Linked DNA regions of Mus musculus: regions 1, 3, 4, 5 and 6 are each linked to region 2. A link is a loop called in an ENCODE intact Hi-C map of the cell type or tissue named here. Cell type or tissue: left cerebral cortex. All regions are shown on one strand. Region 1 has its middle 55 kb from the start of Gm33041. Region 2 has its middle 42 kb from the start of Gm33116. Region 3 has its middle 95 kb from the start of Gm33116. Region 4 has its middle 86 kb from the start of Diras2. Region 5 has its middle 110 kb from the start of Gm33116. Region 6 has its middle 95 kb from the start of Diras2.

Region 1 (5,000 bases), 110 kb after region 2:
CCAGGTGCTCAGCACTTATATGAGAAGCATAAAGATGCCTCTGACTTGGGCTGTTGGCATCAAAGCAGGCCTAGCACCAGAAGAACCAATGACCACTGGACAAACCAAGCCAAGAGTCTTTGTGTAAAGGTTTTAGTAGAGTCTTGTTGGCTCTGCAGGATGGCCAATCTCTGCTGTAACTTCTCAGCTCCATAATGAGCTCAAGGCAGTCCTGGAAAATAAATAGGAATTTCTGGCCTGGCTTGTTCCAGTGTTCTCCATAAAAGCAGCTCATAGGGTGGATTTGGACAGCCAGGTTTAGTTTTCTGACCCAGGGATGATTGGGGTGAAAGACTGATGTATTGTAGGGCCTATCTGTGAGGCAATTGTGCCTTCTTTCAGTCACTGAGTGGATGGCATAGACTCAATCTGTAGAACGAACTGTGGCTTGGAACGGGCGGCTGTCTTCATTCATAACCTTATGCACCTTGCTTTCCTTGCTTCAGAAATCAAGACAACGTTCTTGGCTACCATCTAACTGCTCCATGTGTGAAATTCTCCACAGCTCTCTGCAGGTACAGCACTGGCTTCTATTCTCAACTTATCATTAGTTCTGCTAATTGCTCACCCCTGACTTTTGGCAGCTAAGGACCATCACCTGCTCACTGGATCCTGTCGTTCCCATGACCACAGGGAGCTCCACTCAGTGACAGCATCTCCCTCATCCAGGTCCCCCAAAGGAACGCTGTGGTTTGGTGGCTTTCCCAGCTTCGCCTAGCTCATCTGCTTCTCCAAGTGTCCCGATGTCTCCTCCATCCTGCTGTGGTGGCTCTGCACTGTCACTTTGATGCAAACAGTCTAGAACCTTCTTCCAGGTTTCCAAGAGACATCTTATGGAAGGTCAGAGCCATGTGCTAGGGTCCTTTGTAGGGATGCTACAGCATGGATGGGTGATGGGCTACTTCTCTAGCACTATTAGGTGCCAGGATGCACACACTTACATTTTTAACGGTTCATGTTTGCTAGAACCTCCAGATATTTCTACTTCAGTTTCTTCCCTCCTACACAAGGAACCCATGAAACCTTATCCCTGCCACTAAGCTGCTAAATGTCCTCCCTACTCTGACATGTGATACTATACTGAAAAGTATTATCTCTGTGCTTCTACTATGGTGTCCCCAATCAAGTCTTGTTTCTGGAGACAGAACCCAGAATTCTTGATGAATCCCCACTGAATTGCCTCTCTGACAGTATCAAGGAAATAGGGCCTTTATGCTCCACTGTGGGAGCAAGTTCTGATAAAAGGTGGTCAACACTTGGATCCCAGGAAGGAAATCAGGCCCTTATCCAAGACAGTGTGTTTTGAATGAGAGAGGTTTTTGGAGAGGACTGTGCAATGAGCTACCATCAGTCCATGTTCAGGGCAGTGGAGGAGAAAGGCTGCCATCCAGAAAGGTGGCAGCTGGGATGCTTCAATTTCCATAAGAAGGTACAGCAAGCTCTTTTCTTCTTCTGGAGAGCTCTGTGCCTAGGAATGGTGTTTGAGGTGACCAGAACTATACTGACCTCAGCTGACCTTAACGGGAGGCTCTGAGGGCTAAGGAGATGGAACACAGATGCCAGGACAATAGACTGGAAATCCTATAGCCCTGTGAATCTACTGAGCTTCTTAATCAACATTGCTGGGGCTGCAGGGCCCATTTTAAATCAATCTGAGCAGGTTTTTTCCTCTTTCCTCGAGAGGATGCCATTGTGACTATATACTAGTCGAAAATTGGATTTATGGAACTTTCCAGGGATGGATGAAGAGAACAGAAGAAGAATGGGTTTGACTGATTGGATTTTTTTTCTAAGCATGGGTCTGCTATTTCAAAGAGTATATATAGGATGTAATGAAATGCAGAGGGTATTGCAGAAATATATTAGCGTTCATCTCCTTCCGTTTTGTTTGTAATGACCTCCCCAATCTTCCACGGAAACACTCAATTGCTTCGACGATGTTTAGCTCTGCTGCCTTATTGAAAGGAAGAAGAGGGCAGCTGGGCCTACAGCAAGGCATCCCTGCTGATAAGGCAAGGGCTTTCAGTTCTTATTTTTAGGTTTCCATGAAAAGCCAGGTGCAGACCTCAAAACACCCATGTTTAGCATTAACTAGAACTGAAGAGGAAAAGATATGTCATAGAGGAAAATCAGTCCTTCACGTAGCCAGAGGTGGGGAGGGGTTTATCTGCAGAGTAGCACACACACGTGCAGCCAGCTATTATTCTCCATAAGGTGACAAGCCAGCCAGGGGCACAGACTCTTGGCACCTTGAGAGGAGGCTGGGAAATTTAGAATCACAGAGTATTATTCACTTAGCTGTGTACCAAGCAGAAATGACATGCTTGGTGCTGTTTTGATGGGTAAGTGAGCCTCAGTGGTACCCCTGCCTCTTTGTCTACTAACTGGTGACCATGAGCCATATATATATATATATATATATATATATATATATATACCCAAACCATAATAATAATAAAGTAAAAAAGATTCATAATCATATGCTATAATGAACACTTTTATTTCAGGCCATGATTAAGTTAAATAATGCTATCTGGAACACAATCATTGTGACTGTAGCGAAGATGGCTACCAAATGACTAATGAGTGAGTAGCAAACTCAACTTGGGTCCACTGGGCACCAGGGTAAATCATGTTCCAGATGGGAGAAAGGGGCTATGTGTGTTATTAAAAATATTATCTTAGTCAGGGTTTGTATTTCTGCACAAAACATCATGACCAAGAAGCAAATTGGAAAGGAAAAGGTTTATTTAACTTACACTTCCACGATGCTGCTCATCACCAAAGGAAATCAGGACAGGAACTCACACAGGGCAGGAACCTGGAGGCAGGAGCTGATGTAGAAGCCATGGAGGGATGTTACTTACTGGCTTGCTTCTCCTGTCTTGCTCAGCTTGCTTTCTTATAGAACCCAGGACTACCAGTCCAGGGACTGCACCACACACAACAGGCTGGACCCTCCCACCCTTGATCACTAATTGAGAAAATGCCTTACAGCTGGATCTCATGGAGGCATTTCCTCAAGGGAGGCTCCTTTCTCTGTGATAACTCCAGCTTGTGTCAAGTTGACACACAAAACCAGCCAGTACAAATATGTAATTGAAAATTTATAATTTTTTTCCCTAGATTTTTCCACCTAATATTTCAGACAACAATGGCCCTCAAGAATGGACAAGGGCACTACTGTGTTCAAATTCCTTCTCTTCCCATTCCCTGAATGTGCATTTGATCCAACTTCCTTGTGTGAAAACTGAGACTCCATTAGCACTTCATAAGACAGATAATTTAGGGCTACAGGCAGGGACAGGAGTTTCCTTTAGGCTGCAAATATTTGGTTGTTGGGAAATTAAGTACAAATCCACTTTGCCTCGGACCAGCTCTACACCCTAGATACAGCTTTCCCCTCCTTGCGGGTAGCAGTCTAAGTAGACCAACTCTTTGTGGGCTTCAAGCTTGATTCTCCATGGTCATGGAAGCTTGTCTTTTCCACATTCTGTCCTCTAGAAAAGAACCTTCCTCAAGACCTCACAATGGGAAGTGACTTGTAGTTAGCAGGTTGCCGTTTGTCTCATTATGTATATGTGTATAGTTATGAAGGCCAGAAGACTATATGGCTATAGCTTGTTGGAAGAAGGTCTTACACAATGTATTCACATGCTGATTTCCATACCCAGACATTTAGTAAAGGTCTGGATGAAGGCCTGGTCAAGCATCTCCAGTCTCAATGTTATGTAAAAATTGCTTTCCATCACTTTGATTCACTGACAAACGAGCTGATCAGCCAGTTATCTGGGCAGAAGAAATAGGGCTGGACTTATGATCCCAGTCATGGGACCCTAGGAAGTAATGGAAGAGTAAAGATGAAGGAAGAGAAGAGGATGCGGAGAAACTATGGGATGGTCCAGGAGGCCTCTCCGTGTGATCACAATGAGAGAGCAGCCATGAAGACACACATGGACCAGAGCAAGCCAGGGCAAGACTCAGATGTAGAGAAAGGATCATTTGACTACATAATAGCAGCCTAGTTGGGTTAGAGTAGATCAGAATCTGCTCAGCTATTCATGCTTGCAGCTTGTTAGTTAAAACACCAGGTCTCGGTGTCTTTATTCAGTAGCTAAAACGGGCTAAGGGGGTGTAGAAATAAATGCCCTGCAGTTATTTGGGAGCATAGGGGGCATAGAAAGCTCCGCAGAGAATTACATTTACAGTAATAGCTCTTTATCTTCCTCCTTCTCCTCCTCTTCCTCCTTCTCTTCTTCTTTTAATTCTTATATTTTTGAGACAGAGTCTCTCACTGGACCTGGAATTTATCAATCAGGCTAGGCTAGGTGGCAAGTAAGCCCCAGAGATCTGTCTGTCTTTGACTTGCCAGTATTGGGGTAACAGGTGTCTACCATCATGCCCAGCCTGCCCCTCTCTCTCTCTCTCTCTCTGTATGTGTGTGTGTGTGTGTGTGTGTGTCTGTGTGTACATGGGTTCTGGCAATCAGTTCCTTTGATGTGTTTTAAATGGCACTTCCTGTGACAGTTGATATCTGCCTTCTTAAAAAAAATTTTTTTTGGCACTACTTAAAACAGTTAACAATGGAAAACAAAAGCAACCAGTACCTGCATCTTCCTCTGAACTATGGTGGATATGATGATGCCTTGGTGTTGGATACAAGCTCACAGCAGAGGATTAGCAAGTAATAAAGCCAGTACTCTACAGGTGGTCCTCAGCGTGCATGGACATCATCCTTATGAACCCCTCGTAAGCTGAAAGGAATATATATCCCAGCATCATGACTATACCCTGTGGAGGATCGTAACCAAACAACACTGTGCACTGGAGAGGGTTAGATTGGCACCCTCTGGGGCCTGTGCTTGGCTGAGATGTCAGCTGGCGCTGCTGCAGCCACTGCGGGACATCATGAAAGAGTATTGTGTTGTGCTGCAAGGTTCAGAGAGAGCCCCACTTAGAAT
Region 2 (5,000 bases):
AGAGAAAACTAAGGACTTGTTATTGGATTCCGTAGATGCGATGCTGGGCAACATGAACTGAGCACTGGGAAGGAAGGAAGGAAGGAAGGAAGGAAGGAAGGGAGGGAGGGAGGGAGGGAGGGAGGGAGGGAGGGAGGGGAATTGAGGGAGGAAGGAGGGAAGGAGGAAGGAAGGAGGGGAGGAGGGAGGGAGGGAAGAAGGAAGGGAGGAAGGGAGGAAAGGAGGGAGGGAGGAAGGGAGGGAGGAAGGAGGGAAGGAGGGGAGGAGGGAGGGAGGGAGGAAAGGAGGGAGGGAGGGATGGGAAGCAAGGGAGGAAGGAGGGAGGGAGGAAGGAAGGGGGGAGGAGGGAGGGAAAAAGGAAGAAGGGAGGGGGAGGGAGGTATTTGGGGAAACTTGAATTGCATTTCTCAGACTTGACTCCACAGTAAACTCTCTTATTTCCTTTGAGGTGAAAACTACTTTCTGTACCCAAACCAGCAAGACTCTGGGCAGTGCCTAGAGAAAGAAAGAAGTCAAGGCAACCTTTGCAGGGATGTTTTGTTAATGGAAGAATTACTGCACTCTTATGCTGAAGAATCTAGTAGAGGAAGAACTTTTTGAGTTGAGATGGACATGGGACCAGGTGAGAAAGAGGCCTGAGAGCAGCGAGCATCCCATGATGCAGCCTTGTCACACTGGCCTGGGGGATGGGCAGGCCAGATCATCAGGGTGGGAAGTGGCCTCCAGGCAGAAAGGAAATGGCAAGTAGAAGGAGCTGTCCCAGTATGGATGTGATGCTGTCCCACTGTGGACACGATGCTGTCCCAGTATTGACATAACGCTTCAAGAAGTGCTTTGTCATGTGCTGGACCACAAAGTTTGGAGAAGTAACCACAGGAGGGTGTGGCTCTGGTGTTACAGTTCCCTATGTTCCTTGTACTGTTAGAACTGATGGGAATTGGGCTGATGTAACCTTTCTGGCTTTTCTATGCCTGCCCCAGCTCCCGAATAATGACACAGAGATTTATTTTTATTAACAGATGCCTAGACCTAAGTTAGGCTCATCCTCAACTAGTTCATAACTCAATTATCCCATGTATAGTCATCTAAATTCTGTGACGTTGGCTGCTTACCTCTCAACCAAATTCCTAAGTCCGGCTTCCCCTGAGTCTGAATGGCAAATCCCCACCCCTGAGTCTTTCCCAGCGTTTCTTTCTCTCTGCTGGATGTCCCAACTTACTATCCTGCCTTTTGCCATAGGCTATGGGTGGTTTTGTTTTAACCAATCAGAAGATGCCTTAGGCAGTCAAGGAAGGACAGAGACACATCTTCTTCACACAGGGTACAAAAACATCCGTCCGACAGGCTGAAGTTATTCTAGCGAGGTTAAGTAAAGGCTGGAGAGAAGCACAGGCTATGAATGGGTGTATTAAAGGGGGAGTGGCTACACAGTAGACAACCCTGTGCTTGATGAAGCTGAGGCAGGGATGCAGGGGTGAGACACTGGGTGGAAAGGGTCAGCAAGTTAGAAAGCTGGTAGCTTTGAAGATGGCAAAGGAGACAGTAAATGTGCTCTTGTGCTGTTGTTTCCAGATTTTGGTGGTTTCTGTTTATTTTATTATGTTTGTTTTGTTTTGTTTTGGAGACAGGTTTTTCACAGCCTAGCTTTGAACTCATGCATAGCCCAGGCTGACCTGACTTTGGTGGGTTGTGTGCTATGTCAGCACACACACCCATACCCCACAACACACAACCCACCATGTTAGGTCACCATGCCCAACTGAAGCATTAAGGTAGAAACACTGATCAGATGAAATAAGAAGGAGTAGAATGAAGGATCAGCAAAAGGGGGTATGAGGTCATCAGCAGAGAAGGCTGGGTTACATGAGGAGGCAGGAAAGCGGCTGTGAGGGGGCGGCAGTAGCTGAGGGAACCCACTCCCACCCTCAGCAGGAGGACACTGAAATAGCTACATGGCTCACTGCCATTGGAATCAAGTAAAGAAAAGAGACAGGGTCACACCACCTGCATAAGTGATAAAGTGAGAACCCGCACAGCAGAGGTGACCCAGCAGGCTGTCCCTAGTTGCCTCTGGATCCCCACTGAGCCTCACAGAGAGGCCTTCCGTGCAAATTAGGAACCCAGAGAACCAGCTTCCCCACCGCACCCCACCCCCCCCCCCCACACACACACACCCGTACATAAAAGGATCGCTGGACCCCTCTGCTCATGAGAATCATGGGCAATGTATATGTGCTAGAAATCGACTTCCTGAACCCACTCTGGGCTCTGGGTTGAACAAAGGTGGAGAGGTAGTGTGAGTCAGGTCTTGCACGCGGACATTTCCCTAGCACTCTGTTGCTAAGTAGACCTATATCACACAGCGCAACCCTCTGAATCGGAAAACTTGTTTTAGTGCGCCCCCTACCTGTAAGGCTTAGAAAGAGCAGTGGTGTGAAGCTGACTCTCAGGGAGCTTGACATCTGGGAAGGAATCACTTAAATTCACAAAAAAAAATCACCTTTTGTCTGGGGTCAGTGTGTGACCATGACCTAGGTGCAAAACCTGACCTTCCAGACTGTAGATAGAGGTCAGAAATGTGACAGTCACACCAGGGTGAAGTCCAAACAGGCAGGTACCAGAATGAGTTCTGAAGACACATAAAGAAGACAGACAGAAGAAAGCTACCCTGAAAACAGCTGCCCCTGGCCCACTGCTGTGTCAGCACACACCCCCACACCCCACAACACACAACCAACCTGTACTCGCGTCTTCCAATCTGTGGGTTTATGGGCTGGCTTCTTCCACATTTCCCTGCTCTACCAACAAGCTCAAAGTGTTCAGGATCTGTGTCTGGTGCCTAGAGCATTGGCAGGCACTCCCAGAATCTCTAGGAACCCACTGCATGTTATAAATGAAGGGTATACCACCACCTCTGCAGCTCTTTCCAGCCCGGTTACTCAAACAATCTGCTCCTGGCGTGTCTCCCTATGGGCTAGAGACAACTAGCAGAGACAGAGACAGGCAAACCCGAACTCCAGAGGACAGGCAAGCCACATAAGCTGTCACGGTCCAGTTACTTTCTGCTCTTCCAAAGCCAGTCCTGCCTACACATCAGCTTCCTGCAACGAAGGTCTGGGATGATCGCTCAGGTTGAGAAAGCGCTTGCCACCCAAGCAGGAGAACCTGAGTTCAATCCCCCAACATGGTATAAAAAGTCAGGGGCACCATTGTAGCCTTGTAATCCCAGCACTGGGGGTGGGGGATGGGGGTGGGAATTGGCAGATCCTAAGACTTGCTGGTCACTCTACCCACTGTCATCAGAAAACCCCAGGTCCCAGTGAGAGACCCTGTCTCAAAAGCAAGGGATAGGGATAGCTCAGCAGTTGCAGAGGACCCAGGTCCGGTTCCAGCACCCACATGGTGGTTCATAAATACCCCTAACTATGGTTTCAGGGGAATGCCCTCTTCTGGCCTCCAGGGGCTCCTTCGTGCACATGGGGCACAGGATCTCATGCCAGCAATTATGCATGCACATAAATGAATAAATCTTTTTTTTTAAATTAAAACCCAACGTGGGTGGCTCCTAAGGGATGACCTTTGACCTCTCTTTGTACAGCTGTACACATGCCTTCAATCACACAAGTGCACTTGCGCACACACACACACACATACACAATACACATATACATGTATACCCATACATGCACTCATAACTCAATTAATACAGGAAATATAAGATTTCCCAGAGTGGGTCAAGCTGTTCATCACGGTAGGGATTTCTCTGGGTGTCTTTCTGTGCTCATTGTTGCTCAGTAATCTCACCCTCTGGCCCCATTTTCCATGATCCCACTCACGTGATGAAACTGCATCCCTGAGGCTGTTAACTTAGCTCCTGCTAATATGCCATCAGGAACCGTGCCTGGCACAAAGGCAGAGGTCAATAAAGACCCATCACCTGTGAAGTTACAGGTTGGCAAGACTGTTCTTGACAGAGCTTATCAGTTCCCCACATCCCACCTCAAGTCTTTCCGTAAACGGACACCTTTTGTTCCCCCCACCCCATGCCACCCCTACCTCTGCTTGGTAACCATTCTCCACACTATGTGAGAAATCTCAGCAGTTCACAGTGAGCCTCCTCCATCATCCCACCAACCCTCGGCAGAGACGAGTCTTCCACTTTCCATCACAGAAATCCACCCCCGGAGAAATCCTAGAATAGCAGGAAACCTACACGCCATCTTCCCCCAGGCTTAAAATCCACACGGCATCTGTGGAAGCGACGGCAAAGTTTGTCCTTCAGCGTGTTTGTTAGATTTATTTGTGTTAGCGGGAGGGGTGCAAAGAACAAGTGGAGAGTCAGAAGGGACCTGGCTCTCTATGTTAGGTCTCTCCCTTGGGGTACAACTCAGTTGTTAGGCTTAACTGGAGGCCTCTTTCCTTGCTGAGCCATCTACCCAGCCCTCAAAGTTCATGTTTCAAATGCAGAGGTGGCATCATTGGGGCTTAGCACAGAGGGCTTTGATTCCTTCTGTTGCGGAGTGAAGAAACACCCAACACCAACCACGCCGATTGCTAGTGTGTTCTCGGTTGTGATGAACTAATTAAAGCTTTCCAAGTAGCAGCTGGAGAGGTGGCTTAGTGGTTAAGAGCACATGCTTCTCTTTCGAAGAAACCAGAGTTCAGTTCCCAGCATCCCTATCACGCTGCCCATTACTGCCTATAATTCCGGCTCCCGGGTATGTGGTTTCCCCTTCTGGTCTCCGCAGGCACCTACCTGCCTTCAGTTGTGTAAACTCACACACAGGTATGCCACACATATAAGCATATATAAAATAAATCTTTCAAACAAACAAAACTTTTCAAGTAAGCTGGTCCAAAGTCACATAGGGCAAGAATAGAAAGGGTTTTGATTATTTTCTAAGGCATGTGTGATTTTTGTTCAGGGTGTGGCTCTGCGTTCTGCCCGGCTGCTGGGCATGGCCACTGGGGAGGCAAAATTTTGAGAGCTTGACTGTGAT
Region 3 (5,000 bases), 53 kb before region 2:
AAACAGACACAAACCAGAAAACCAACAACAACCCCAACTCCCCCACCCACCAAAAAACCCAACACTCAGTGTGCTGACACGCGAAGACCAGGGTGAATCACAAAGAGAGTAAGGTGCAAGCATACCAAAACATCTCTAGGGTTTTAATTTCTCCACGATGTATAAACCCTAGCATCTTTATTTTCTGCATCAGAGTTGATTTTTATAAAAGATGCTCCAGGCATCTAAATAAAAATAGTCAGAAGTGATGTGTAAAAGATATCATTTTGTTTTGCAGAAAGAAGAGGTGTCTGCCAGATGGAGCAGAGAAGCAACAAGACTGGTTGATTTCCTCACTCACCTTTCTCTCCACTCCTACTTCAGCTCCCTCCCGCTTGGTAGGCAGCATGTGAGTGTTTGGCAGGAAACGGACGCCCACCATGCTTCCTTCCTACCCCAGCCAACGCCATCTGTGTGCCACAGCAGTGCGGGCATCTTCAACATAGGCAAGAGAGACAGCTCTCTGTGAGTGCTTTACATGGTTCACCTTGGCTTTTTCAAAAACAAGAAGAATGTTTGTCTTAGTTAGGGTTTTACTGCTGTGAACAGACACCATGACCAGTACATGTCTTATAAAAGACAACATTTAACTGGGGCTGGCTTACAGATTCAGAGGTTCAGTCCATTATCATCAAGGCAGGAACATGGCAGCATCCAGGCAGGCATGGTGCAGGAGGAGCTGAGAGTTCAACATCTTCCTCTGAAGGCTGCTAGCAAAATACTGACATCCAGGCAGCTAGGATGAGGGTCTTAAAGTCCACGCCCACAGTGACACACCTACTCCAACAAGGCCACACCTCCTAATAGTGCCACTCTCTGGGTGGGTTGAGCTTATACAAACTATCACAATGTTGTACACACATGAATTTGAACAAACAGGTTTTCCTCATGCCTTTCTCCTCAGCACCAGTCCATGCCACCCCTGCGGTTTTCTAAACCTGTAGTTTTGCGTTTTGTGTAATGCCAGGTAAATAAAATCCTACAGAAAGTCTCCCGGTCAGCTCTAGATTCACCTATGGAGTTGTAAGTGTCTGCAAGCTTATCTTCTTAACTCTGAGTAGAATTCTCTCTCTCTCTCTCTCTCTTTCTCTCTCTCTCTCTCTCTCTCTCTGTGTGTGTGTGTGTGTGTGTGTGTGTGTGTGTGTGTGTGTGTGTGTGTGTGTACATGTGGAAGCCTGGAAACAACTTCAGGTGTCATTCCTCAGCTGCTGATAGTCTGTCTGCTTTGTTTTTTTTTGACACAGACTCCTTCTGATTGCTGTTAGGCTAGGCTGATTGGTCAGAGAGCCCCAGGAACTTAACTTCAGGATCTGCCCTCGGCACACTTGCAAAGTATGGCTTCTATTGGCTGAACTATCTCCTCAGAGCTGGAGGCTCTTGTCTGCAGTAGCAAAAGCCATTTCTAATGTTCCCAACCTTCAAAAAACAAATGCTGCCTCTGGAAACTTCTATACATTTCTTTCTGAGTAGATGCAAATTTTCATCTCTCTTGGAAAATAGTTAGAATGGCATCCTCGAGTCCTGCGGGGAGTGCCTTTGTAAGAATGTTCTAAAGCTGTGTTCTGCAATTACTGGATCATTTTGTGGCCCCAGCATCACTGTACTGCCTGCAAGTGGGAATTCCTGGAAAGAAGCTGTCTTTTATCGTGCGCTGATAAAAACCTCACTGACTATGGAGAGTTTGGGATGTTGCTGCTCCCACAGGCTAATCGCTGTTTCTCTCCAGCTATCTTTGCCCCTAAAAAGGTCTTCTTCGCTCAGTTCTGTTGCAGACCTAACATCCTGATAGACAGAAACCTTTAGAAGGTGTCAGCATAATAAAAACCTACTCTCCACCAACACAAGGGCTGAGAGTGCCATCCCATAGCACCCAAGGCCTGAGAGTCTTCTGCCTGCTGTAACTTGACTCTTTAATGCCTCCACTGGTGAATTTTTTTAAATTGCCTTGATTCCTGGCTGTCGTTGTTATATTGCTTTAAAGCTCCGTGAAACTACTTCTATGTTGGAAGTGGGGTAACCTAAACTTGAGGTTTTTGTGGCCATTTTAATTCAGTTTTGGGTCCAGAATAAACCATTGCTTATCCTCTTTGAGGTGAGAGCTGTGTTTTGGGCAATGACATGCCAAAGTCCACGGCTCCTCAGATGGCAAATATACAGTTTACAGGCTTTCCTGGTAAGAGTGGTAAGGGCTGAAGAGATGGTGAGACAGCTTGATTGGTAAAGTTCTTATCAACGGTGTGAAATAAATAAATAAAAAGATTTTAGGTAAATCTTTAAAACCCAGAAAGAAACACAAGATTCCTCTGCCCCTTTTAGGTTAAAAAAATATGTTATAGTCTACAAAGAGAGGTAATCTAGATGCAATTTCCACTGATTTCCCTAGTTAGTTGAGCAGAAACCAGCAATGTCCACATAGTAGGTGAGGTGTGTGTGTGTGTGTGTGTGTGTGTGTGTGTGTGTGGAGAGAGAGAGAGAGAGAGAGAGAGAGAGAGAGAGAGAGAGATTCTCCTTTGTGTTTCTCAACTGGCTGGGCACTGATGTTCTTTTTGCTTCCCACAGCCGGGCTCTTCTGTTTGCGGGGGAAGTACGAAGATGTGGGAAGCACCAGTAACTAACTGGTCCTCTGGGCTGAGTGCAGCACGAATCAGAAATAAAAGAAGGCAGAGCAGTTTCAGAGCCGCCTGGAGCAACAACAGTACAACAGGGCTGTGAGTGGGAAGCCAGCTCAGAACAAGGGGCCTGGGATTCTCACATTTCGCTGATGCTTCCTCTAGGAAGCCACCATAGACACCGTTCCTGAGGCCCTCGTGGAGCCTGGGATGATGAATGTCCCTCTGGGAGGCTCCTGGTAGAACAAGACTTGGGCAGTTCCTCAAGTGTGTCTGTGCACGAATCATGATACAGAAAATTGGACAGAATGCTGCGGGATTTGCATATAGACCGCAATTAAACCCCAGGATTGTGTCTGAGAGATGCGGTAAGGAGTAGATCATATTTAAAAATTAGAGCTGTCTTCTATTCATCCTACAAATGTTGTGTGAGGGTGTAGGAGTCAGGTTGTTCAGAAGTAAAGGAAAGCAAGAGGAGGTGGAGGAAGAGAGAGAGAGAGTAAAGGATTCAAAGGCTAGAAACAGATGGGAAAAATAAAGATTTCGGAGAAAAATATATAAATAAAAATAAGATTTAGAAGGGGACTGGATCATTGGGTTAATGGGTCAAGCACTTGTCACGCAATATGAGGTGCTGAGTTCAGATCTCTACAAGCTGGGCAGGTGTGGCCACACGCCATGCTAGACTTCAGAGACAGGGATTCCCCAAACAAGTTGGCTAGCTCCACCAGCTGAATGGGCAGATTCTAAGCTCAGCAAGAGGCCTCACCTCACCTCAGTAACTAAAGGAGGAGCCAGAATGAGGCTCACACGCATGTGCACACCCTCCTGCATGAAGATGAATACATACCTGTACCATACATGCCCTAAAGAGGATTTCAGGAGACATGGGGAGCCATACCAGGAGCAGCATAACGGGGCCTTGGGAAGATGAAGAACATGACCTAAAGAACCTGGACAGGAGCTTTGCTAGGAGAATGAACATCATCACAGAGGGAGCATTGTGTGTAATGACGGGAAAGGGGGACGCTTCAAGGCCCCCAAAGGAGCCGTGTCAGAAGGGACAGCCGCCACGTGCATGCGTCTGCAGGGAGAGCCATCAGCTCCTGAGGACAAAAGGAGTTTCCGGCTCTGGCAGGTGTTCAGGTCAGGGATGCTCTACACCATGCGACCTGGTCTACACACACAAGGAAGGGCTGAAATTAGGTATGCCCCTGAGTTTATTCCCCAGCTACCAGAGAAAGAGAAGGGCTGTAAACCCACAGGAGGGCTGACTTCTTGCCAATCATGTGTCTCAGAGATCAGGACAAATGCTGAATTCTGAAAGGGAGAAACACAGTCTGTGACCTAGGTCAGCTGGACTCCTATCCTCAGCTCCCAGAGCTGTCTGCAGCCTCGGTGTACCCAGCTTGATAAAGGGTATGCTTTACTTCTTTCTAGGATGTAGCCACTTTAAGCTTCTTCTGTCTCCTTAATCCTGGAGGGCTCTCCCCCTTTCTCCTGAAGGAATTACACCTTCTCTTCAGGTGATCTGAGCTGGTGGCACTGACATTATTAAGCTTTGGGGTTGCTACGGAGTTTGAAAACAGGGTACTAGACCACAGGTTTTGCAGTCCTGAGATACCAAGTTGACACCCATGATGGTAACTAAGAGGCGAGTGACTGGGAACCTACTTAGCATTGATAGTGACGAAGGTCTGTTCACCCCGAGGCAGCATAGAGACATGGCAGCTGAACAGTGCGACGCTTAATGCTTGGGATGTGTTTGTTTCTGGAACGTTTCACACCACAGAGACCACAGCTAACTGGAAGTGTGGGAAGTGGAAAAGGAACAACCTTTTGTTTTGGTCTGAGTTTCTAGACGTGGACTCACAAGAGGATATAAAACCACTAAGCACCTCAGCATCTGCATATAAGGCTGAAGGGAACCGAGCCGTTTTGTGTGTCCTGGAGGCAGATCCAGTCACTCACTATCACTTGCCTTTAGTGATAGCTTGTCATCTCTGCCTGTCACCAGAATCCTTAGGGACACTGTCAGCCCTAACACTCCCGGTTCAGCCACCAGTTTTAAAAAGAAAAATTAAGATTGAAAAGCAGTGGCACAAAGAGGTTTTCTCACAGTAGCCACAGTGGAAAGAGGAAGAAAGAATTCCAGTGACTGTCAAGTCCATCTAAGGGTGCTGATATGAGGGCTAGCCTGAAATAGAGGGTGGAACTGTGCATGACTTGAATAGCCTCTTGCAAGCTGTGTCCTACATGTCAACCCCTCAGCCTTGCCAGGAATTTCATGCTGAGGGGGAAGATGGCAGCAGAAAGGCAGACATGGTGATGGAACAGAAGCTGAGAGCTTTC
Region 4 (5,000 bases), 170 kb before region 2:
AAGCTTCTATTTAGTTTCTTCCTTTTGTGCTCATGCGTCGGTTTTGATTTTATGATTTTTGTTTTAAACCGTAGATACATTGCAGAGCCAAATGGGAAGGTGTGACTTTCCTTCTCTCTGCGTGCAGAAGGAGGAAAAGGAAATGGATGTAGTTGAGCAGATAGCACTGATGGAGAGCAGGTAGGTCCACACGGATCAGTGTTGTGGGTCCTTCCGAGGGAAAGGGATACATTCACTGTAGCATGAAGGTGTTTCTAGCCTGAGGAGCAGAGCCTGCACATCCACAGCGAAAGCCACAATCTCCTCAAATTAATAAAAAAATACAACGGCACAGGGTTATAAATTTTAAAAATGTAAAATATTAGGTTTAAATTTTTTAAAAAATGTGTGTATGCATGTGCATGTGTGCATGTGTGTGCATATGTGTATATGTGTGGGCCTTTGTATTTGCACATGTGAGTGCATATTGCATGCATGTCTGTGTGTATTCATGTGTGTGCATGTGTGTATGTGTATCTATATGCTTATGCATGCACGTGTGTGCATGTGGGTATGTGTGTGGGTGTGCATGCATGTTTCTGTGTGTGCATGTATGTGCACATGTGCATGTGTATGCATGTGTGTGCATGTATGCCATAGCATAACTCAATGGGCTGTGGCTATGGATCTATGGCTCAGTTAATGGAGGGTTTGCCTTAGATTTCACAAGGCATGGGCTTGAACCTTAGCATCACATACACCACGTATGGTGACTCATGACAGTAATCTTAGCACTTGAGAGGCAGAGCTATGAGAATTAGATGTTCATACGTTCACAGTCATCCTCAGTTACATAGAGAGTGGGAGACCAGTTGCAGATATATGATAGCTTTTCTCAAAACAAACCAAAAATAAAAACAACCCTGATTCCCCTTCCCATCCCCATGCAAACCAAACTACAACAAGGAAACCCGTAACACAGAGGGGAGGGCCAAAAGAAGCCTGGACCCCCGTCATCCTAAGAAAAAAGTAATTCCACTTATATGCTACAGTAGCTGCAGTAACATTGCCAAGACACCAGACATCAATGCAGGGAAGCTTCTCTCAGAGAAGTCAGATGTGAGTGTCTAACACAGGGAGGAGTTCAAGTAGGTCACATGTATTGGGTTGCCTGCTTAAAGCAGGTCTCCTCTGGCCCAACTCTTGGTGTTTTCAGGAGGAGGGAGGGGTGAGGGAGGGCTCCCTTTGGACTCAACTCCTATTTTTGTAAAGCATTAATCCTGTTCATGAGGGCTTCACTCTCTCAGTCTAGTCGGGCTCGAATCCCAGCTTCAGAAAGCATCACCACCGAGAATTTCAATTTGGAAACATTTGCAACGGGGACCTGAATGTCAATCACAGCGGTAACCATTGTGTGTGGTTTGCAGAAAGAAGGCTTGAATCTAGGTTCCAGTGGTAAAGGTGTGTGGCTCACAGAGGAAGCAATGGAGAGTGTTTGGAAATGAAATTCAGGCAAAAATCCCTGGCAGCAGCTCTGTCCTGCACCCAGAGGTCAGCAAGAAAGTCTGGAGGAGGGATGAGGCTCTGGTGGTCCAGTGTTCACTTAGCCTGCAGGGAAACAAACTCTGCATCCCCATACTGGATAAACCCGGACTGGTGAATCTCAGAAATCCCGAGCAGGGGGCAGGAGGATCAAGAGTTTAAGTCAATCCTGGTTAAATAAGAGGCTCAAATCAGCTTGGGATACATGAGATTCTGACCTAGAGAGAGAGAGAGAGAGAGAGAGAGAGAGAGAGAGAGAGAGAGAGAGAGAGGAGGGAAAGAGGGAGGGAGGAGAGAAGGAGGGAGGGAGGAGGGATAAGGGATAAGGGATGAGGGAGAGCATAAAGCAGCCTCCTGAGTAGTTGCTGGAGCTCAGAGGGAACCACTAGACCTAAAAATAAGGACCAAACCGAGAGAAGCCCGGGGGCGGTGGGGGGAGAGGGAGGAAGTGGAAGACTGGTAATTTTCTCTTAGTCATAACGGAGCCAACAGATGCTCCGTGAGAGCGCTAGATTCAGAAAGAGGAGTGAGTATAACACGAAGAATTATAAAAAGAACGGCTACAAAAGCAGAATCCATGACTCCCAGAGTCCCCACGGGAGAACCGCAGCTCACACAGCCACACAACACCAACTGAAATAGCTAGTCTAGGTGGGCAGAAGGCAGAAAATAGTGGGGTCTCAGGATGGGGTGATATGTCAAGTCAACTTAGGCGCTCTGTGGCTGAGTAAAATAGAATCATCTCATCTATTAAAAAATACATGATAAAGGAAGCCTGATGGGAAAAAAATGAAGTCAGTAAAAGAGGTAAAAGTAAGGATCATACAATATTTCCCTGGGTGGGGGAGGGGAGCAGACAAGAGGCTCAGGAAAATCAAAACATGGACACATGGGGCTGGGAGATAGCTCAGTGGTTAAGGGCAATGACTCCTTTTCCACAGGATCGGGGTTCAATTCCTAACACCTATATGGTGGCTCACAGCCATTTGTTGTTGAGGAAAGTAGTGATTTACAAGCAAAGATCCTAAAGGCTCAGCAGGCTCCAAAACGAAGACAGTTTTCATAGATGGAAAAGGGAGAGACAAGAGAGAGGGGGAGCTTTGCTTACCCCAAATCTGCATCCATGGAGTTTGTCACCCACCCATCTAGTTATCCCTCTCCGTCCAAAGAATGGGAGGGGCAGGAGGTTTCTGTTGGATTTTCTCGTCCATCTTTCCCGAGTCTTACCTGTGAACAGTCCCATATAGGCATCCACTAAGAGTGCTGTTGACATGCAAGTGAAACTTAAGGTATCGGTGTGATAACCATCAGGTTCTGGTTGTGGCAGTGGGTAGTTCAAGAGGACAGAAGTACAGATTACCGGAAACTCCGGTGTTTTAGCCCTGGAAAGATGGACAAGGAGGCAACACGGTGGGATCCCAGAGGGGAGTTCAAGACCCGCCTCTTGCCCGAGCTAGTATCTCGCCGGCAAGAATTCACTCGGACAACCGGATCCTTCTACGGCAAAGCTTTTATTGCTTCAACATAAGGAAGACCCCGAACCCGGAAAATGGTGCTGCTTATATAGCCCGCAGAGTGACGTTTCAGCACCTGATGTGGCGTGACAGCACCTGATTAGTTGCTTGCCCATCACCCCATTACTACGCCCCGAGATGGACAGTGACTGGGCGTGAATTTACTCTTGCACTTGCGCATAAGGCTTGTTTACTAGTTAGGCGCAGTGGAAGCCAGCGCCGTCTTATAATGGCGATTGCTCAAGGCACAGCTCTCCACACCCGCCACCAGAGACAGACAGCATGACGGCAGGGTGTCTCCAAAGACAACCAGAGCCCAAGTGCTAGAAGGTGGTTCCATCCTTTTATCCCTTGAAGGTGGGTGGTGAGGGCAGGCTTCACAGCCAGAGTCTGCAGCCAGGCTCTCTGGGTGGGAGGCAGGGAAAGAAGTGGGGAGCCGTAAGTAAGTGACTGGTGCCTCTACCTCCCCATAAATACCTTCTGATTTTACCTCACATCCCAGGTGAGAAATTCTGTCTGCCATGCCTGTCAGCATCTGTGGAAGGGGCATACTCCTCCAGTGCCTGTCAGCATCTGTAGGAGGGGTGGGCTCCTCCAGTGCCTGTCATTAGCAGTGACTAGATTCTGAGGTGCTGTCCTGTTCTTACCATTAGTCAGTGGGAGAAGAGTACTTTCTCAGCACCTGGAAACCTCTTGGAGTTGCTCTTCTTTCTCATATGGGTTTAACTGGGCCTGACTATCACCATCTCGAGCTGAACCGCTGCTATTGCCCTGGGTGGCCCTGATTTCTTTTTGGTTTTCCAGCATATTGTAAATAAAGCTAACCTCACAGCTAGGATACTGACTGGGCCAATCCTCTGTAGAGCTTGTGCAGCCAGCAATGACTGCTGTGTGTTCATGAGTGTGATGGCCTTGTCATGCCCAGATGACACTACCACATAACCTGCCCCCCGATCTCTGGCTTTTACTGGCTTTCCCTGTTTTTCTCTGTTATGGTCCTGGAGCCTTGTGGAGGAGTGATACAGAGCTTCATTTAGGATTGAAGACTTGTCAGTCACCATTCTCTGGCATGTATTATTATTATTTTTTTTTTTTACTAACTTCATCTCTGAGTGTAGCAATCATTCTTCAAATATCCAAGGATATAATAGTTTAAAGTAACTACAAATTCAATACATTGCATGATTTTTTTTTCTACCAGGAATTTAGGCAATGCTCTGTTTGGTAGTTCATTCAGCTCATGTGATATGGTGTGATGTGATGTGTGTACACGCGTGCGCCAACATTTACCACATCACTGGTACCCCAATTTAGGTGATGTCTGAGTCTACTTTGTTTTGACACCAAAAAAAAAAAAAATGATCTGAGACTGAATGGTTTTATAAAGAAAATAGGCTACTGAGTTCAAAATTCTGGGAGTTAAAGGTCCAAGTTCAGGTTTCCTCATCAGGTTGGTCATGAAGGTTTTCTGAGAACCTTACTTATCACACAGCAGGAAGATGCTGAAGAAGCAGCAAGTACCGTGATGTCTGGTACTGGCCGACATGTTGACAGGATCTAGAAGCACCCAGGAGACAAACCTCTGGACATGCCTGTGAGGTAGTTAACTGAGGTAAGACTCGAGGTGAATATGGGTGGTACCATCCTGTGGGCTAGAGTCCTGAAGTGAGTACAAGGAGAGAGGGGGCTAAGCACCAGTATTTGTCTCTTTGCTTCCTGACTGTAGATGCAATGTGACCAGCTGCCCCAAGCTTGTGCCAGCCACCATGCCTTCTTCCATGGGTAGATGAGTGCCTGTGATTGTGAGCCAAAGAAAACCCCTCTATCTTTATCTTGCCCTTGTCAGTCATTTTGTTACATTGATGAGATAAACAATACATACACATGGTAAGAGGGGGAGCAAGAGAGCCAGTGATGGGAACCCATCTTGCTTTCCAAGCCCCACTTACACCCAGAATGGTCCCA
Region 5 (5,000 bases), 70 kb before region 2:
CAATCATCAGCATTCATGTGCCTGCCTTATGTGATTATCTAAGCCCCTCCAACTTCTTGGACTCCCGGCAGCTGCTCTCTGCCAGGCTTCTTAGCCTCTTACTCTGTGACAAGAGTCAAAGATGCTGGAGGATGCTGGAGAGATCAAAGCATTTTGCAGAAGACTGGCTCATTTAATCTTTGGTTCCTGGCTCTTGAAGCTCTCCTACTTAGTCTTGGTGAGGTTACAGGTCTACTACCGACTTCCTTGTTCTCTGGTGGATTGATTCTTTGCAAGGTTGATAGGCTAGAAATACATGGCTTTCTGTAGATGAAAGTGATATTTTATAAAAATGTAACAAATTCTGTTATCTCACTGCGCTGCTCTGGATCCGTGTTGAATTTGAGACTGCATCACACAAATGCCACAGCATCACAATGACAGCTGGCGCTTTCACTTTGCCTAATTTTGGTGACACTTCAGCACATTAGGTCAAACTACATCTCTTAAATGAGAGCACTCTCTGGGTGCCTGGGAGCCTTGTTCCACATTGCAATAAAGTTTGATTAAAGCATCCTTCATGTAAGGGACTTGAATTTCTTCTGTGCAACAATATGTGATATGTATATAAAAAGATAAAGAGATATAAGATATGTTCTATGGGGGTATGGTAAGGTATGGGGGAAGGGGGTGTCTCAGAGGGTCCATGCTGTGGCATCCCTTCCCCCTGAGGGACCAGCCACGCAATGGATTGTATAGTATAGACTAGAGTTTATTCAGGGCATGGGGAGGGGAGTTAAGAGGGTAGTAGAGTCAGAGAAAGGCAGAGAGAGAGGGGTGGGGAAGGGAAGGGAAGGGAAGGGAAGGGAAGGGAAGGGAAGGGAAGGGAAGGGAAGGGAAGGGAAGGGAAGGGAAAGGGAAAGGGAAAGGGAAGGGAAGGGAAGGGAAGGGAAAGGAAGGGAAGGGAAAGGAAAGGAAGGGAGAGGATGGGAAGGGAAAGGAAAGGAAGGGAGAGGATGGGAAAGGGAGGAGGGAAGGGAAGAGCCCAAGAGAGCAAGAGAGATGCAGGAGGGAAGCAAGAGTAAGAGAGCAAGAGAGAGAGGAGGGGGCAAGCAGTCCCTTTTATAGTGGGCCAGGCCTCCTTGGCTATACCAGGTAATTGTGGGGTGGAGTTTAGACAGAATGCTAACAGTATGCAGGGTGATAATTTCATGTGTGTGTGTGTGTGTGTGTATGTATGTATGTGTACATGTAAGTTTGCGTACATGTGGTTACCATCAGAGAAGAAGAGAGCATTCTGGAGCCTGGATCTAGAGTGATAGATGACAGTGAGCCGTCCAACAGGAATGCTGGAAACCGAAATTAGATCCTCTGAAAGAGCTGCAAGTGCTCTTGACTATTGAGCCAGCTCACAGCCCCAAAGGCTAGGAATCTCTAAACACGCCCTCCACATACATCTACAGACCTGCACACATGTGCCCACGAAATTGCAACTTAACCACTAGCAGTGATTTTTTTTTTAATGTGAGGAAGTTTGTTACTATCGTCCTTTTTGAATAACATATTCAATCACCATATTTAAGCAAAATTTAAAGGTTGATTTTGCTATGCCATCTGTCCATACAGCTCTGAATAAGCCTAGTTGTTTGGCGAATCTTTAAATACAGATTACTTTAAATGTAGAGCCTCTCTTAGGGCTCACTCATTTTTCTGGGGTTTCCACCCACATGAATTTTCTTATCCTATTCTAGAGAGCAAGGCACACAATTTGCCTCCCGTGGTGTGATCGTCTCTTTCCTACACTTTTCTTCACCCAGGTGGAGGGCCCAGCCTGAAGCTGGTTTTATCCATTATGTTGCACCCTCTCTCCCAAACACTTCGCTTCACAAAACCTTTTAAAGAGCTGTCCAGCACGGCCAGGGAGATGGCAACATCCGGTCCTCAAGCTGAGTCAAGAATGACTGGCCAAGAAAATCTTGGCAGTACCATGGTGAGAGCGACCACAGAGTCCTCTTGCCCAAGAAAAAGCCTCCAAGCAAAGTTAATCGTTTCCTTGCTTGTAGCAGGGGCCGAGTGTTTAGACAACACAATGGGAGGGGCTTCCAAGTCATCTGACTGGAGTTAACGGAGTGATGCAGAGACAAGAAGTGTAATGCCTTGCTTCCAAAGACTTGAGTTGGGAGGGGGGAAAAAGACCTTTTGGCGACTTAAGAAACACTGGGCTAAGAATAGCATTTTTATCCAACCTAAGAGAAGTTAAAACAGCTCCAAGGAAGCAGATAATAGCAGCTGCTGCCTGGAACAGTGAATGAGCTCGAGCTCTGACGAACGCCTCTGCATGCGTTAGGAGCACAGAGATCTTAGGAAACACAAGGTGTTTAAAGACCAGGCTAGATCCTCCTAAGATAAGAGGGGAACCGTCTCCAATAGAGCCCACCTTATTTGCCACAGATCCCCTGTGGGAGGGTCCATCAAAGAACCACATCGGCATCATGAAAAACCGTATAGTCTAAGTGACTGTGCCTTCCAGTGCGACAGGATAACTAACAATTGCTCCTCTGTCCCTCACCAGCATGGCTTCCGGTGGGAAGGAAGAGTCTCTGTCACCTTCAGCATCACAGCATAGAATAATGAATGGTGACATGAACAGGTAGCCACTGAAATCTTTGCAGATACTATTCAATGTGCCTGTCAGAGCACCAGCGAGCCATAGTAAAATACACAACCACCAGTTGGTCATTCTGGCCAATGCCAAGTTATTTTGGTGAGTCATAGTGGTGATGTCATTTAAACATTCCAAGCCCCTGTTCACAATGAAGGTAGCCAGAGGAGAAGTGCTCATTGGTGAGCATTCTGCCAAATATCAGAACATGCAACAGGAAGCCACCATAGGAACCAGGCTGGCTACCTGAACCCAAAGCATTGAGTGTAGAAGGCTCTGCTGCTTGGAAACGCATGTGCACGCACACACACTCTCACACACACACAGACACACACACACAGACACAGACAGAAGGTGGAACATTTAAGTGACATTGGTTGGTCTTTTGGGGTTCAAGAACGCTTCCTGGCACAACATTACCAAATAAACAGCTACATGAGTTTCAGCCGAGCAGGGTTGGGACACTGATCTGCAGGTTTCAGGTGCTCTCTGATGGCATCCTTAGCTTTTGGATTAGTGAAATCTAGATCTGCTAAAGATGCCTAGATCTGCTAAAGATGTGTTGTAAGGTCTTGATAGTTACAAGGGTATTAGTCACACATGGTGTGGGCAGGGAATGGCTGGAACTAAGAGTGGCCCAAGGTAACTTGGCTCTGGATTGCACAATCTACTCTCCACCATTTCTCATTTGCTCATTTGGCTTTGTGGAATCCTTAACAGGTTTTCTCCCTCCCCCTCCCCTCCCTTCCCCCTCCCCGTCCTCCTCCCCCTGCCCCTCCCCATCCCTCTCTTCTCCATTTCCCTTTCCCTCCTCCTCTTTTCTTCTTCTTCTTCTTCTTCTTCTTCTTCTTCTTCTTCTTCTTCTTCTTCTTCTTCTTCTTCTTCTTCTTCTTCTTCTTCTTCTTCTTCCTCTTCCTCTTCCTCTTCCTCTTCCTCTTCCTCTTCCTCTTCCTCTTCCTCTTCCTCTTCCTCTTCCTCTTCCTCTCCTCCTTCTCCTTCTCCTTCTCCTCCTCCTCCTCTTTCTCCTCCTTCTCCTCCTCCTCTTTCTCCTCCTCCTCCTCTTTCTCCTTCTTCTCCTCATTCTCCTCCTCCTCCTCCTCCTCCTCCTCCTCCTCCTCCTCCTCCTCCTCCTCCTTCTCCTTCTTCTTCTTTGCTCCTGGGAACTTCACATATCACAACGAATGCAAGTTGGAGGATGCTACAGTAGAAGTAGTACAAGTGCTTGCTGTGTGTTGGGAACCTTCCAGAAGGTGTACATGGGCTATTTTATCCAAACCTCATCACTACTCATTATGCTACATGCTTCCAGCAACTCACAGATGAGGGAAGGAAGGCTAAGTTAGGTACATTCCGGGTAACCATCAGTTATAATTATGGAGACTTAAAAGCAGGTAGCCCTAAAATGCCTGGTACACTCCAGCTTTCAAATGGTACCTACACATCCCCCCCCCCCCGCCCAACCTGACTTTTTTCTCAAATCCAGAATACAAAACCAAAACCAAAAATGAATATACCAAAATATTTGTACAAATGAAGGTGAGAGTAATTTATTCATTTGTCCCGAACTTGTGGGAAGGTCCATATCTATATCTTTCAAATAGGAAGTTTGTAATTATTGCCCAATGATGGAAAAATACAACATATTTATTTTGTTTCTAAAAAAGATTTACCACATACCTGTCCTGTTAATTGCATTTATTCAAATATATATATGAATATAAACAAAGAAAGAACAAAATTTATGTAACATTATACTCTCAGTAGTAAAATTAGTAACCCCAGCAATAAATAAAATAGCAATAAAGTATGTATTATGTAGCTCCTGGGCAGCTGTGGTGGATGAGTCAGAGGAAATACGACCTGTTGTTTAGGTAAAAGCAGCCGCTGTGGGTGCTGAGCAGAGGTGTAATTAGAAGGGACTCTCATACCTCCCGTTCAAATCCCCTTCCTCCAGCTGTTATTAGGTTAAATACATGTTTCACCAAAACAAGTCAGTAAATCAAGGCCATAATCAATGAACAACTGAAGTCAAATACACAGCCGTCACAGATGGCTCCATTGATCAAGTTACAAAATTATCAATCACACTGCTTGTTAAATTTTTTTTCAACAATTTTTTTAGTTATGTGGACATGTGTGTAACTATTGTGCACATGAGTGTTACGTGCACACGTGTGTGACGATGGATTGTGCACACAAGCGAAGTGCCCAAGAAGGCCAGAAGAGGACATTGGATCCCCTGGAGCTGGAGTTATAGGCAATTGTGAGCCACCGTCAAACTCAGATCTCCCGGAAGAGGACAAACTCCTAACCACTGAGCCATCTCTCCAGCCCTTATTTCAAAGTGTCTTAGTGCACC
Region 6 (5,000 bases), 160 kb before region 2:
GAAAAGGCAACTTAAGAGAGTTAGCTCAGAGTCATAGGTGAGAGCCCATTATTACAGGTAAATCACAGAATGAGCCGCAAAGACTTGAGAGAACTGGTCACTTTACATCCACTAACCATTCAGAGACCAATGAACTACTGCATGCCCACTAGTACATAACTCCCTCTATATACTCACTCAGTTCAGGACCCCAGGCCCAGGGAATGGTGCCACTCACAATGGGCAAAACTTCCTACATTTAATATAATTAAGACAGTCCCTCACAGACATTTTCAGAGGCCCTACTTCCAGAAAATTCTAGATAGACAATTAAAAGTACCATCGCATGATAGTATTCAATAATTTCTGATTTATTTATTGGAAATTTGTATATCGAAACAAAAAAATTAGAATACATGTGCATAGTGGTTTTTTTTCCAGAATGTTACAATATTAAATATCACTCACAAGTTGTAAGAACATGAACCTTTCCAAAGGGGATAGTCAACAAGTACTTTATGCAGGATGCTACAGACAATTTCACAGAGATACAAAAGGCACCCTAATGTGGAAACACATTGCATACTATCAGATGTGATTTGAAATCCACAAAGAGTGAATTTAAGGAGCTCAGCAGTTAGTGCTGAGTCCAGTCCAGGCAAGGACTGGAGCTTAGTTCTCAGCACCCAAGTCAGGAAGCTCCAGGTTCAAGAATCTCACAGCTCTGCTGCCTCCTCAGACATCATTATACATGTGATGTGTGTGTGTGTGTGTGTGTGTGTGTGTGTGTGTGTGTCTGTGTGTGTGTGTGTGTCTGTGTGTGTGTGTGTGTGTGTCTGTGTGTGTGTGTGTGTCTGTGTATGTATGACAAAGGCACACAGACACACAGATTCACACAGACACATACACGCATACACACACTCAAACATGCAAATAAAAATTTTTAAAAGAATTTAAAGATCTTTATCAATTTAACAAGACTTCAGAGATTATTAATGCATCAGTAAGTGCCAAAGAACTTGTTAACCGTTTGTAGGCCTTCAAACAATTTTAAGTACAAGCGATGATATCAGGTTAAGCCACCTTGCGATCACTATAGTAGCAGAAGGTTTTTGTATTTAGGGTTTCCACACCCACTCACTTGGAAGGAAGCAGTTGCTTATTTAGAAGGTTTCTAACTCTGCATTGAGCTAAAGATGGCTGAAGTGTAGGAGGTGGTTGCTAAAATCAGCAAGAAAGAGAAGCAAGTGCAGTAAAAGAAGGGAATCTGAGATTCCATTTACCAGATGGGAACAAAATACCAAGTTACTAGAAATACATAGAATGCAGGATCTCGCGGACAGACGTCAGCAGTGAGCTGCTTCGAAGGCATCTCCCATCCTTTGGGTCTCGGCGCTAAAACCCTCTGTGTGGCAATGCTGCTGATGTGTGTTGTCACTGTCGCTTGCTGGATCAGATGAGAGGCTGCCTCTGTCCAGCAGTCCTTCCTCAGCTGACCACCCTAGCCTTGCCCTACAGTCTCTGCCTGAATTCTCTGTCACCACATGTCACACATGAAGAGATGCACTCCTCAAATGTGCATGCAAGATGGTAATGAGTAAAAAGAACACGCCTAGGCCTGTCTCAGTAAGTTCAGAAAGCCTAAGCCAAGTGAAACCTGGTGAGGAAGAAAGCAACTCCTATCTAGAGAAATAAAGATAAGGATTAAAACAGAGTTCGCAATAAAAATCACTGCAGCCAGGAGTGGGTAGATGGGGTAATTTTGCTATTTCTCTGTGGAGTCCTACAATTGTATAGCCACAAAACCGTGTCTTCCAGGGGGAGAAAAAGGATAGAGATCATCATCAAAATGAGAGAAGAGAGAGTCTCAGTATGGTTGCCTCATACAAACGTTAAGTTCCCAGATGAGTGCTTTGGGGGGTGGAGTGGTGGTGGGAGCAAATCAAACCCTTTAGAGGAGAGCTGAGAGTGGACCAGGAATGGTGGGGAAAGCTGTCCTCTGTCTCTTCTCCCTGTGCATGATGCTGCCTCACACTGACAAGAACACTCCGGAAGGCTGATTTACTGAGTAAGAAGAGGCCAGACTGAGATAGACACATAACTTTCCTGAATCCCAGTCTAGTACTTAAAAGACCCTTTTGTCTGTCACCTCCTATCGAGTCCCTGGGAAATGGCATGACTAAACGATTACCCAGAGCCAGTCAGAAACGTGGGGAAGAAGATGGACACACTGCCTGGTGTGTCCACAGAAAAAGTTGCTTTGTGCTACCATTGACAACCTCACCCCAAAATAGGACTTGCTAGAATTGGAAGTCAGCTGAGCTAGTGAACTGTAGGACTATAGATGTCCCTCACGTGCCATGGGGTGTCTTGGAAATGGAGTGTCTAGTCACAGTATCTCAGGGTCAGTGAGGGGCCACCAACCTTCAAGCCCTCGGAATAAGTTTAAAGCAAAGGTGATTGAACCCCTCATTGCGTAAGCGTGTACTGTGAATATAGAGACGATGGGGTCTGTAGTAGTAGTGAGTTATGAGAGAGCGGTAGAGTCCTAGTGAGAGGCCACTGAAGCAGTCTGGAGGTTCTCTCTCTACCATGTCCTGACCCAGGTGAGCACAGACTTCTTGAGTCTGTTGTTCCTGTTGTTAGGCAGTTTGAGTTTATAAAAGTTAAAACGTCATCCTGAAAGTTTGAGGTGAAGGGTTTTACAGCATCCCATGAGTCTGAATGTGTATTCTCCAGCAGGGAATCCTGTCTGGGGAGGTCACAAAACCCTAGGGCTGTGGAACACTGCAGGAGGATAACTGGGTAAGTAGATGCAGTAGGAGCCTGCCAAAGTCATGTGACTATCTTTTTTCAGATCCATCTTCCCAAGTCACAGCTCCTCCCATTGCCAAGCCTTCCCTGTTTTCTGAGAGCTGGAGAGAAGAGCAAGCCTTTCTCCCTTAAGCCTTATCTTTTGAAGATGTGCTCAAGGCAGTGACAAAGGCAATGCCGTCCCTGGTGCTTTGTAGGCTAAGTTAGGAGTGATCTCAGCATGTCTCTTCAGCAGAACAGCTTGAGGAGCATCGGCTGTCAGTGTTCTATTTGGCCTAGGAGTAAGATCTATTATTCAATCAGTTGGTCTTGGGATGTCCTTGTCAGGAAGATGGTATCACTCTTTCCATCTGGTCCTTATACTGATCTCTTTAGATGTTTTGTATCATACTGACTGCATGTCACCCCCAGATGTAGCGGCAGGAAGGCAGCAGGTGGTGTGTGTGTAATAGCCCCTAGATCAATCTGTTTTGTGAATCTAGTCATCACCTTCTCTCAAGACTGTCAGTCCTCTGGATTTCAAGTTTGCCCTAGGGTTTCCGTGCATCCTACTCATTTATTGATCTGTGTCTTCTCGATGGTAATTGGTCATGGGTTTCTTGGACTTATTTCATCCTTTCAAACCTCCAGCTCTTTGTTTCTTTGGGCTTTGTTTCGTCCTCTTAGAGTGCACTTATTTCCAATTCCAGTTTCTCTCATGCTTTGTCATAACATAACTGCTTTGGGGTTTGGGTTGGTCTTCTTATCTCTGACCCCAAGATTCATTATTAGGGTGTTTGAGAGAGCTATGGTTCTCATGGTGCAGGACCTGATTGCTTTAAACTTACCTCCTAAACCTGCCTTTTTATTTTTTATTTCTGGCATCACATGGAGGTGTCGTTCCCCACCCGAGAAGGTGGGGCACATAGAGGAGGAATGTCTATTCGTGGATATCTGGAATGCAGGTTTGCTACCAGTATCCATGGAAACAGGCTCCATCCTGTCCACCTCCATCATTGAGCACCCTGTATATGACTTGGGCCACATGGCAGAAGAAAACTTGCAAACTTGAGGGACTAATGGGCCCATTTCTCCTGTTGCTGAGGCCAACAGGAAAAAGGGTGCGGTCACATACCTACAGAAAGACAGTGTGTTTTTAAAGGTTCTGTCACTCGAAGGCCCTGCATGTCTCCCCATCCTCCCTTTCCCACTTAGGAGGTCAGGAAGCAAACTTGCCCTGCCCATGTTCCTGGTAAATGAAGAAGGAAGCAGCAAGGGTTCCTCTTGGTCCAGCTCACCTGGTTCATAAAGCTGCCGGATGTCAGCTGGTCTGGGAACTCTGCCCCACAGGATGATGGTGTAGAGTCTAAGATAGGAAGACTGGTATCTCCATCACCTTCAGTCACACAGACCTCAGTGCATTGTGGTTATTGGAGGACACCAATTGTGAATGATCCTGGGGCCACAGCGTGATGCCAAGGCTACTGAGAGCATCAACAGGACTAGAGGTATGAATGAGATTGACCTGCAGCCCAGTGAAAGAACACAGGATGCTATGGACTCTATTCACCCTCCTCAGTACAAAAACACCAAAAGTGAAAATGGCAGGGATATGTACTTTGAAGAAAAATCAACTGGTCTTACATCCAACAAGGACCAGCCCAGGGTGTGGTGAGGGTGGGGGGGTGGCCATGAGCCTCTAACAACAACAGAAGGGGCTAGAAGGGGTAAGGAGGCAGATTAGTCATTATTTAGCAGTTGCTACCTTACCTCCAAATAAAGACAACACAACCTCTGGGTCAGAGATGACAAGGCATGGAAAATGGAGTCTTCAGGGAAACGCAGTAGGGAAGGCAGTTTGCCGATGACACGCTGCACCCGTGTAGAGGACATGACCCTGAAGATGTCTGTGACCCTAGAAGGAGTGGTCTCGAGCATGCCCCATTATGTGGATTCTGAGAAGGGTGGGCTAGAAGCAGACAGTAGAGGATGTTGTCAGAGTCTGGGGAGGAAGTCAGGAAAGCTCAGTGAGAGGTTCAGATTGGAAGGATCGTGCAGAGAACTATGGAACCACAGGGCAGGCGGCTCTGTGCTAAGACCTTCCACGTCACACCACTAACAGTCTGCTTGCTTCTTTTCCAAGGTCTAAAGAACAGGTCCAGATCTATGGTTCCAGAACCAAGGGTCTATGTTTAGCCTGATGTGGTTTTTAAGCCACAGGAGGAAGC

The links. Peaks named below come from ENCODE experiments on the same cell type or tissue, not always from the same donor. Only the 100,000 strongest peaks of a DNase experiment are listed, where the experiment ranks them.
Region 1: a loop joins it to region 2, with 6 times the contacts of the local background. A loop is called at or near these places in 4 of 42 quality-filtered maps.
Region 3: it touches region 2 in a loop (4-fold over the local background); 4 of 42 quality-filtered maps call a loop at or near these places.
Region 4: a loop joins it to region 2, with 6 times the contacts of the local background. A loop is called at or near these places in 7 of 42 quality-filtered maps.
Region 5: it touches region 2 in a loop (2.2-fold over the local background); 4 of 42 quality-filtered maps call a loop at or near these places.
Region 6: a loop joins it to region 2, with 4 times the contacts of the local background. A loop is called at or near these places in 6 of 42 quality-filtered maps.

What each region holds. Positions count from the first base shown.
Region 1 is chr13:52,165,308-52,170,307 of GRCm38, reverse strand. No RefSeq gene overlaps it. Among named protein-coding and RNA genes, the nearest start is that of Gm33041, 55 kb to the left of the region's middle. In left cerebral cortex, no CTCF peak of the experiment used is centred here; no DNase peak of the experiment used is centred here.
Region 2 is chr13:52,273,241-52,278,240 of GRCm38, reverse strand. No RefSeq gene overlaps it. Among named protein-coding and RNA genes, the nearest start is that of Gm33116, 42 kb to the right of the region's middle. In left cerebral cortex, a CTCF peak has its summit at 2,410; DNase peaks (open chromatin) are centred at 2,404, 2,863, 4,188 and 4,532; H3K27ac peaks cover 822 bases.
Region 3 is chr13:52,326,676-52,331,675 of GRCm38, reverse strand. No RefSeq gene overlaps it. Among named protein-coding and RNA genes, the nearest start is that of Gm33116, 95 kb to the right of the region's middle. In left cerebral cortex, no CTCF peak of the experiment used is centred here; DNase peaks (open chromatin) are centred at 406, 2,673 and 3,347; H3K27ac peaks cover 1,780 bases.
Region 4 is chr13:52,442,732-52,447,731 of GRCm38, reverse strand. No RefSeq gene overlaps it. Among named protein-coding and RNA genes, the nearest start is that of Diras2, 86 kb to the left of the region's middle. In left cerebral cortex, no CTCF peak of the experiment used is centred here; DNase peaks (open chromatin) are centred at 743, 1,367 and 2,003; H3K27ac peaks cover 1,441 bases.
Region 5 is chr13:52,342,828-52,347,827 of GRCm38, reverse strand. No RefSeq gene overlaps it. Among named protein-coding and RNA genes, the nearest start is that of Gm33116, 110 kb to the right of the region's middle. In left cerebral cortex, no CTCF peak of the experiment used is centred here; DNase peaks (open chromatin) are centred at 1,645 and 2,197; H3K27ac peaks cover 776 bases.
Region 6 is chr13:52,433,214-52,438,213 of GRCm38, reverse strand. No RefSeq gene overlaps it. Among named protein-coding and RNA genes, the nearest start is that of Diras2, 95 kb to the left of the region's middle. In left cerebral cortex, no CTCF peak of the experiment used is centred here; DNase peaks (open chromatin) are centred at 1,251, 1,904 and 2,885; H3K27ac peaks cover 966 bases.